Regions from separate parts of the Homo sapiens genome. Here region 1 is linked to region 2. A link is an interaction called in ENCODE POLR2A ChIA-PET data of the cell type or tissue named here. Cell type or tissue: HepG2. All regions are shown on one strand.

Region 1 (5,000 bases), 290 kb before region 2:
CATATTTTGATAAGCAGAAGCTTTTAATTTTGTTGATGATCAGTTTATTCATTTTTTTCTTTTTCTTTTTTCTTTTTTTTTTTTTTTTTTTGAGATGGAGTCTCGCTTTGTTGCCCAGGCTGGAGTGCAATGGAGCAATCTCGGCTCACTGCAACCTCCGCCTCCTGGGTTCAAGCAATTCTTGTGCCTCAGCCTCCCGAGTAGCTGGGATTACAGGTGCCTGCCACCAGGCCTGGCTAATTTTTGTATTTTTAGTAGAGAAGGGGTTTTACCATATTGTCCAGGCTGGTCTCCAACTCCTGACCTCAAGGGATCCACCCACCTCAGCCTCCCAAAGTACTGGGATTACAGGCATGAGCCACCACACCTGATCATTTTTTTCTTTTATGACTTTTGCTTTCTATGTCTTGTCTAAGAAATCTTTTTCTTCCTTTCTTTTTTTTTTTTTTCTGTATCCCAGGCTGCAGCCTTGACCTTCCAGGCTGCTCAAGCAATCCTCCCATCTCAGCCTCCTGAGTAGCTGGGACTATAGGTACTTGCCATCACACGTGGCTAATATTTTAATTTTTTGTACAGACAGGGTTTTGCTATGTTGTCCACACTGGTCTCGAACTCCTGGGCTCACGTGATCCACCTGCCTCAGCCTCCCAAAGTGCTGGGATTACACTCATGAGCCACTGTGCCTGGCCATCTTTTTTTTTTCAATATGGGCTACAAATGCTATAAATAGAAAAAAAAAAAAGAAATCTTTGCCTACTCAAAGTTGTAAAGATATTCTGCTGTTTACTTGAGACATTTCAGTCTTAGCTTGTAATCTATGACACAGTGTAAATTTTTTTTTGTATGTTGTGAAGTAAAGATCAAGATGTTTTCCCCTACCATAAGAATATCTAGCTGGGCGTGGTGGCTCATGCTGGTAATCCCAGCACTTTGGGAGGCCAAGGCAGATGGATCACTTGAGTCCAAGAGTTTGAGACCAACCTGGGCAACATGTTGAAACCCTGTCTCTACTAAAAATATAAAAAAAATTAGCCAGGCATGGTGGCACGCAGCTGTGGTCCCAGATACTTGGGAGGCCAAGACGGGAGGATCACTGGAGCCCAAGAGGCAGAGGCTGCAGTGAGCCGAGATCGTACCACTGCACTCCAGTCTGGGCAACAGAGCAAGACTCCGTCTCAAAAAAAAAAAAATCTAGGTTGGGCATGGTGGCTCACATCTGTAATCCCAGCACTTTGGGAGGCTGAGGCAAGAGGATTGCTTGAGCCCAGGTGTTAGAGACCAGCCTGGGCAATACAGCGAGATGCCGTCTCTATAATTTTTTTTTTTTTTTAATTAGCCAGGTACAGTGGTGCACGCCTGTGGTCTCAGCTACTTGGGAGGCTGAGGGGTCAAGGCTGTTGTGAGCCATGATCATGTCACTTGCACTTCAGCCTGGGCGACACAGTGTCAATATCCAGTAGTTCCACTTGTTGAAAGGACTATGCTTTCCCTACTGAATTATCTTGATGTCTTTATTGAAAATCAATAAAGCCAGGCACGATGGCTCACGCCTGTAATCCCAGCACTTTGGTAGGCTGAGGCAGACAGATCACAAGGTCAAGAGATGGAGACCATCCTGGCCAACATGGTGAAATCCCATCTCTACTTAAAAAAATACAAAAATTAGCTGGGTGTGGTGGGGCACGCCTGTAATCCCACCTACTTGGGAGGCTGAGACAGGAGAATCGCTTGAACCAGGGAGTTGGAGGTTGCAGTGAGCCAAGCTCACGCCACTGCACTCCAGCCTGGCGACAGAGCAAGACTCCATCTCAATTTAAAAAAACAAAAAAGGCCAGGTGCGGTGGCTCACATCTGTAATCCCAGCACTTTGGGAGGCCTAGGCAGGCAGATCACGAGGTCAGGAGATCGAGACCATCCTGGCTAACACGGTGAAACCCCATCTCTACAAAAACAAAAAAAAAACAAAAAAAAAAATTAGCCGGGCGTGGTGGCAGGTGCCTGTAGTCCCAGCTACTTGGGAGGCTGAGGCAGGAGAATGGCGTGAACCTGGGAGGCAGAACTTGCAGTGAGCTGAGATCGCGCCACTGCACTCCAGCCTGGGCAACAGAGCAAGGCTCTGTCTCAAAAAAAGAAAAAAAGAAAAGAAAATCAATAAAGAATTGGCTAAGTAGGCCGGGCGTGGTGGCTCACGCCTGTAATCCCAGCACTTTGGGGGGCCGAGGCGGGTGGATTACAAGGTCAGGAGTTCGAGACCAGCCTGGCCAAGATGGTGAAACACCGTTTCTACTAAAAAATAAAAAAAATTAGCCGGGTGTGATGGCAGTTGCCTGTAATACCAGCTACTCGGGAGGCTGAGGCAGGAGAATCGCTTGAACCTGGCAGGCAGAGGTTGCAGTGAGCCGAGATTGCACCACTGCACTCCAGCCTGGTGACAGAGTTAGACTCCGTCTCAAAAAAAAACAAAAGACTTGGCTAAGTAAATGATGCAATATCACCACAGTGAAACAAAATGGAACCATTCAAAATGATGATATAGATCTACATGTCTGAGATGGCACTAGGTCTACCATACACAGCTAAGTAAATAAATGCTACAATACAGTAATATAATAGGATCTCATCTAGGTTAAAATATTGCTTTCTTCTTCTTTTCTTTTTTTTTTTTTTTTTTTTTTTTTTGAGGCAGGATCTCACTCTGTCACCCAGGATAAAGTACAGTGGTGCAGTCTCGGCTCACTGCAGCCTAAACCTCCCAGGTTCAGGTGATCCTCCCACTTCAGCCTCCCCAGTAGCTGGGGCTACAGGCGCACACTGCCATGCCTGGCTAATTTTTTGTATATTTTGTAGAGACAGGGTTTCACCATGTTGCCCAGGCTTGTCTCAAACTCCTGGACTCAAGCAATCCTCCCACCTCAGCCTCCCAAAGTGCTAGGATCACAGGTGTAAGCCTCCACACCCAGCCCTTAACTAGGTTAAAATACTTCTTTTTTTTTTTTTTTTGAGGCCGAATTTCACTCTTGTCACCCAGGCTGGAGTGTAATGGCATGATCTCAGCTCACTGCCACCTCTGCCTCCCGGGTTCAAGCAATTCTCCTGCCTCAGCCTCCCGAATAGCTGGGATTACAGGCGCCTGCCACCACACCTGGCTAATTTTTGTATTTTTTATAGAGACGGGGTTTCACCATGTTGGCCAGGCTGGTTTTGAACTTCTGACCTCAGGTGATCTGCCCACTTAGGCTTCCCAAAGTGTTGGCATTACAGGCGTGAACCACCGCACCCAGGCTAGGTTAAAATACTAGTCTTTTTTTTTTTTTTTTTTTTTTTGAGATGGAGTCTCACCCTGTCCCCCAGGCTGGAGTGCAGTGGCGCAATCTCAGCTCACTGCAACCTCCACCTCCTAGGTTTAAGCGATTCTCCTGCCTCAGCCTCCTGAGTAGCTGGGATTATAGGCACCCACCACCAAGCCCGGCTAATTTTTGTATTTTTAGTAGAGACAGGGTTTCGCCATTTTGGTCCGGCTAGTCTCAAACTCCTGACCTCAGGTGATCCGCCTGCCTCGGCCTCCCAAAGTGCTGGGGTTACAGGCGTGAGCCACCGCACCTGGCCTAGGTTAAAATACTTCTATATGTATGTACACGTGTCTCTAAGATGGTCCCCTGTGATTCTCACCCCCGATATTTACATCCTTGTGCATCCCCTACGATGCTGAGTAAGGCTGACCTGTGTAATCAGTAGGATACTGCAGAAATGACTGAGACTGACTCTGGAAGCTAAGTCATGAAAGACACTGTGGTTTTCACCCTGCTCTTTCTCTTGGTCACTGCTTCTGGCAGAAACTGCTGTGTTATGAGGACCCTCACACAGAACTACAGAGAAATCCACATTGTCTGGAACTGAGTTATCTTGCCAAGAGCCAGCACTAATTTGCCAAACGTGAACAAGCCATCTTGGAAGTAGAGGTCCTGGCCCCAGTCAAGCCTCCAGATAACTGCAGCCCTGGCCAACATCTGGATGCCACTCCCATGAGCGACCCTGAGCCAGATCCAAACAGTTAAACCACTCCCAAATTCCTGACCCACAGTAACTATGAGACAATAATTATTTTAAATTTGGGGGAGGCTGGGCACAGTGGCTTACGCCTGTAATCCCAGCACTTTGGGAGGCTGAGTCAGGAGGATCGCTTGAGCCCAGGAGTTAGACACCAGCCTTGAGAATATAGGGATACCCTGTCTCTACGAAAAACTAAAATTGTGTGTATGGGTAATATGTTACATAGCAATATATAACTGATAAATAACTGACAGAGTATATATGTATATACGTATATTGGGTGTCTCCATACCCACCCACATATACAAACACATACATATGGAAAAGCACGAGGATAATCACCAAAGGTTAGCAGTGGTTGTCTGGGTAATGGGATTATGGGTGACTTTTCCTTCCTCTCTACACCTTTATGGACTATCTACACTTTTTACAATGAATATTAATTTTTTCAATATATATATGTATATATATTTATTATTATTATTTTTTGAGACAGAGTTTTGCTCTTGTCGCCCAGGCTGGAGTGCAATGGCGCGATTTCGGCTCGCTACAACCTCCACCTTCCACGTTCAAGCAATTCTCCTGCCTCAGCCTCTCGATTAGCTGGGATTATAGGCATGCGCCACCACGCCCAGCTAATTTTGTATTTTTAGTAGAGACAGGGTTTCTCCATGTTGGTCAGGCTGGTCTCAAACTCCCAACCTCAGGTGATCCACCCACCTCGGCCTCCCAAAGTGCTGCGATTACAGGCATGAGCCACCGCGCCCGGCAACTAATTTTTTTTTTAGTATTTTAACATAATTAGATGAAGTTATAAAAATCTTTTCTAATTATGTCTTTTTGGAGGTAGAGAAAGACATTTAACATATCATCACCCCCACCAGTGAAAAAAATAACCGTTCTCACCTGCCAAATGTTCTCAGCGTGCTCCCATCAGGAACTTGGCCTGC
Region 2 (5,000 bases):
TGCGCTATTTGTTAAGATTCTGTCTGCGCTCTTCAAAACACTCTCTCATGAAAAGGATCATACAATGAGCAAAGAGCAGCCAGGGCAGGGTGGGGCAGGATGAAGAGAAAGAATGAACAAAACACCAGTAACACTCAGCAAGCACTTACTGAGCACCTACTGTGTGCAGGCCCCAGCTAACCCACTGCTGAGCTGCCCGGCTGGCTTCGCACAGCCAGCCCCTTCTCCTCTCCCCATGCTGGGTTAATGTTTGCTTAGTAGACAAGGTGCTTTGATCTCTGCCTGGAGTTTCAGTTACTGTAAAGAACACAGTGCCAAGGAGGGCTGGGGACAAGGCTCCCAGACTCTGCCAGTCCAGCTGCTGCAGGATAAGCCTATGCCGACTGCAAATACACTGAGACAGGAGTCGAGCCTGGGGCCATCCTAAAAACATGACTTCATGTGTTGATTTTCACTGTTGTCAGTGGATTCTCACTGGAAGCGCCCCAAGAACAGAGCACTAATCTGCCATTTTAGGTGACGGCAAGAGGACAGAGACTGGGTGATACATTGATCAGAGGTCCTGCTGTGGGCCCCAGATGCCAGTGCAGCCCAAGAGCAGGAGACGAGGTGCTTCTCTTTGCCCAGCACCTTCCTTTGGTCTCCTGACTCCTCAAGCAAAGGTGAAACCCAGATATGGCTGGAATTCAAGTCTCCTCTAACTTCCTCCTTCTTCCCAGCCCTGGAATAGGTGAAAGTGCCAAGGCTGAGGTTGCAGAAGCTGGTGGAGAGTGGAATCAGCTGGGGGGAGCTGGTCCTATCTCACAAGCAGCAACAACAAAAGCAAGGAGGGCCTTGGCAGGCGCTAGGCACATAAACAAGCAGGGTTAACTTCTTCCCTGGGCTGGAGAGAACCTATCTGTGCTTGTGACAGAGAGACAAAGAGTGCCCTTTGGCATTTGCCAGGAAAGCCTTTGGAAAAACAGGGTGTGACCCTGTTGCCACAGCAACCCAGCCACACTCTGGGGCTCACATGGTGTACAGTGTAAGAGGAGGGGCCGGGCGCGGTGGCTCACACCTGTAATCCCAGCACTTTGGGAGGCCGAGGCGGGCGGATCACAAGGTCAGGAGATCGAGATCATCCTGGCTAAAACAGTGAAACCCCATCCCTACTAAAAATACAAAAATTTAGCCAAGTGTGGTGGTGGGCGCCTGTAGTCCCAGCTACTCGGGAGGCTGAGGCAGGAGAATGGTGTGAACCCAGGAGGCGGAGCTTACAGTGAGCCGAGATTGCACCACTGCACTCCAGCCCCTCCAGCCTGGGTGACAAAGCCAGACCCCGTCTCCAAAAAAAAAAAAAAAAAAAGAGGAGGGGAGCCCCTCCTCAGTCCAGGGCTTGAAACAAGATAATTCCTAGGAAGTAACTGGCAAATAAAGGAACACATTCGGGAAAACTAGATAGAAGTGTACAACACAGAGTTTGGAAGCAATCTTTCAGTGGTCCTCTCCCTTCTGAGTCCTGGAATGAATCTAATGTGGAAGACTTGAACCCCACATTTCTGTTTCTTTTCTTTTTTTTTTTTTTAATTGAGATGGAGTCTCGCTATGTCGCCCAGACTGGAGTGCAATGGTGTTATCTCGGCTCACTGCAACCTCCACCTGCCAGGTTCAAGCAGTTCTCTTGCCTCAGCCTCCCGGGTAGCTTGGACTATAGGCAAGTACCACCATGCCTGGCTAATTTTTTTTTTTTTTTTGGATTTTTAGTAGAAATGGGGTTTCACCACGCTGGCCAGGCTGCTTTTGAACTCCCAACCTCGTGATCTGCCCGCCTCAGCCTCCCCAAGTGCTGGGATGACAGGCATGAGCCACTGCGACCAGCTGAGCCCCACATTTCTTGTAAGCAGACAGAGCCTCAAGCCAGTAAAGCGATGTGTCCACAGTCTCTTGGAAGCAGCGCTGGGTCTGTGGCTGCTGCCTGGGTCTGATGGGTGTGTTCTCAGAGGCAGCCGCACTTAGGACTTGAGAAGCCAGCTGTCAGCGTGACTTGCCCTGGTGCGTGCCCAAGTCAGAAAACACCCAGAGTACCCACAGCTGCCAGGGAGGGATCTGTGCAGGAACAGCTAGTTGGACGGGCTTATGGGATGGCAGGGAGTGAGCGAGCTGGGGGGCCCCAGGGGACGGTGGAGTATCTCCAGCTCCTGAGTGACAGAGAGAACCCACGTGCACTGCCACACCAGCACCACTGCTCCAGGCTCAGCCGTGGGCATCTGCGAGGCCCTGGAGGGCACAGACAGGGTGTGCATGCTCGGCTCTGTCAAGGGGCTGCAGTGCTGCAGATGCCTGTGGTTTGGCTTCTCTGCTCTCCTGCTTGTTCTCTAAAAGCTGGGGCTGTCTACATGCATGGACACACTTCCCATACCTGGTAAGCAACCTGAGTCCTGACACCAGAGTGGACAAAAGCTTAGGTAGAGGGGCTGACAGGCACTGCATCATGAATGGAAGCCACTGTCCTTCAACTAATTACGTCTTCAGTAAGAGGAACTAAACTAGCTACTCGTCAATGAGGAATGGTGAGTAATCAAAACGATGCCGCTTAAAGATCCATTTGTGTCCTCATGGGTGAATCAGTAAACAAACTGTGGTGTATCCCTACAGTGAAATATTACTTGGCTACAAAAAGAAACTCTGGACATGCCCAACTACATGGATGAGTCTTGCAAGCACCGTGCTGAGTGAAAGAAGCCAGACAAAAACACTAGTTCCCTTTCTATCCCTGGTTCTTAACTAGGGGTGATTCTGCCCCAAGGGGACATTTGGCAATGTCTGGAGACATTGATCACTGTCACATCTGGGGAAGGGAGAGTGCCTCTGGCACGTAGTGGGTAGAGACCAAGGACACTGCTAAACACCCTGCAAAGCACAGGACAGCCCCACAACAAAGACTCATCCAGCCCTAAGTGTCAGTAGGGCCAGGGTGGGGAGATCCTGATTTATAGGAAATTCTAAAGAAAGGCAAAGCTATAGTGAGGAGAGTGTAGATCACAGCTTGCCTGAGGCTGAGGGAGGGAATCACCTGTAACACGGTCGGGGCACAAGGGAACATTTCGGAGTGATGGGTGCGTTCTGTATCACAATTGTGGTGGGGCTAACACAACTATACACATTTGTCAAAATTCATAAAATGGCACACGTAAAATTGGCAAGTCTTACTCTATGTAAATTATACCTCAATAAAGCTATTTCCAAAAAGTGGCACAGGGAGAAAAAGTGACAAGTTGGCTCTGGAAGCAACTGGGGGCTGAGATGGCTGATGCCCACACACATTCCACTGCCTGCCCAGCACTACTAGCAAGAGCAAGGGCATCTCTGCGTTGGCACGTGACAGGCTGCTCTCTGATCCCCAGCCGTGTAGTTTCTCACAGTAAACAGCAGGGTCGGCTCGGGTGATGGCGGGGATAAGAGGCCAAGGCTCCCGTCCACGCCCGACCCGTGGATCGCCCCCTTGGGCCGGCCATCGGCTTCCCAGCAGATGCACACTCTGCTTCCTCTGCCCTCAAAGCCAAATGTTGCACCCCTAAGGCGTCACTTTCTAAAGAAGAAACTCTAGGTTTTAGGAAAATCTTGGTTTTTATAGGATTTGAAAGACTGAAACTCCATCAGAGAGGCCAGGGATTAAGGCCCTCCTGCTGAGGGTCTGGGCTGCTCAGCGTTACCGTGTTCCCACCCAATCCTTCTTCAAAAGACAAATAGAATGAACGATTCCTAGCTCCTTTAGTTCTGGAAAAGGAGAACAGGCTTTGTAGCAGAACTCCCAGCAGAAAGGCCCTACTGGGAGGAAGCCTGGGTGGGAAGGACTGACTACTGGGGCAGCGCTTCCAGGTGGTCCCTGGGCTCAGAACCCCCAGGGCTGGAGTCAGTGAGCCACCGAGGCAAGACCGCAGGAGGCAGGAGCCTGTTTGTGAAGATCAGCAGGACGGACAGGAGAGCTGGTAATGGTTGCCACAGAGAGGGAGGGCCAACCCCACCAAGAGCTCTGACTCAGATGCCGGGAACTGCCCCCCGGTCGGGCTTTGGGAGCCACGTGAAAGGAGCTGGGGGGCTTTCTAAAAGGATTAAAAGGCTGGGGCTAGCACAGGACTTGGATGATGTATGCTGTTTTCCAGAAACATAGTGTCCCTGCTCCTCCCAAATCACAAAGAGCCCCAGACTCCAGGGCTGTGAGGCATGTTCCTGCCTGGGGACAGAGCAAAGTGCCAGCAGAGGCCACATGCTGACTCCCTGAGCAGCATGCATATGCCAGCGGAGAGGGGGAGGAGGGGTTGCAAAGACAGAGGACAAGCCCAGGGCACTAGGGGAAGCAGAGACCAAGACACGCTCCCAGCTGAGTGCCCTGAATTCCCTCTTGACAGCGCTGGCAACCGACCAAAGCCCATTAAAACACACCACAAATATGATTTCCAAAGAAGAACTGTTCCCTGGACGTCTCACCCGGGCATCCTAGGAAATGCCAAAGCCCTGAGAGGGAGCCAAAGGGACAACAGTGCTCACAGCAGACAGAAGCCCTGTGGGGCGGCAGGCCTGGCATGGCTGGAAGCCAGGCTGCTAGGAGCAAGGCTGAGAAACGTGCCCCCAGGATCCCCCAATACTCACCCACGAGTTCCTGGGGGTCTCGCTTTTCTGCTTCTGTATTATCCTGCAAAAGACAAACAAATACGAGGAGGTAAGACTGGGGCTCCTGAACCAGCTACTCTCTACTGAGACCACTCAGGATTTTTAAGGAAGGAGAAAAAGTAAAAGCACTGCCAGGAACACTAAGGGTAAGCTGATGCTTCAGGGGCCTCTGGCACCCCCGAGCCTCCGAACCCTCTTCTTCCCGCATCGCAGCAGCCGGATGCTCCCGAGCCCCACGCCGGTCTCTCCTCCATGCCTTTTCAGTGACCAAACCCACCATCGCTGAGGAGAACACAAGCCAGCAAGCCTGCTGCAGCCAACTGGGCAACGTATACCCTGCCTGTTGCTCT

Evidence for each region. Peaks named below come from ENCODE experiments on the same cell type or tissue, not always from the same donor. Only the 100,000 strongest peaks of a DNase experiment are listed, where the experiment ranks them.
Region 1: POLR2A ChIA-PET joins it to region 2 with 5 read pairs; 1 of 35 experiments calls an interaction of 5 or more read pairs at or near these places.

What each region holds. Positions count from the first base shown.
Region 1 is chr17:75,986,241-75,991,240 of GRCh38, reverse strand. TEN1 (TEN1 subunit of CST complex) reads right to left here. Exons shown (of 4, transcript NM_001113324.3): 2 at 4,957-5,000. TEN1-CDK3 (TEN1-CDK3 readthrough (NMD candidate)) reads right to left here. Exons shown (of 10, transcript NR_037709.1): 2 at 4,957-5,000. Among named protein-coding and RNA genes, the nearest start is that of TEN1, 9.5 kb to the right of the region's middle. In HepG2, no CTCF peak of the experiment used is centred here; a DNase peak (open chromatin) is centred at 2,506.
Region 2 is chr17:75,693,112-75,698,111 of GRCh38, reverse strand. It overlaps SAP30BP (SAP30 binding protein), which reads right to left. Exons shown (of 11, transcript NM_013260.8): 4 at 4,630-4,672. Among named protein-coding and RNA genes, the nearest start is that of SAP30BP-AS1, 11 kb to the right of the region's middle. RefSeq lists an enhancer at 394-1,105. In HepG2, no CTCF peak of the experiment used is centred here; DNase peaks (open chromatin) are centred at 101, 171 and 961.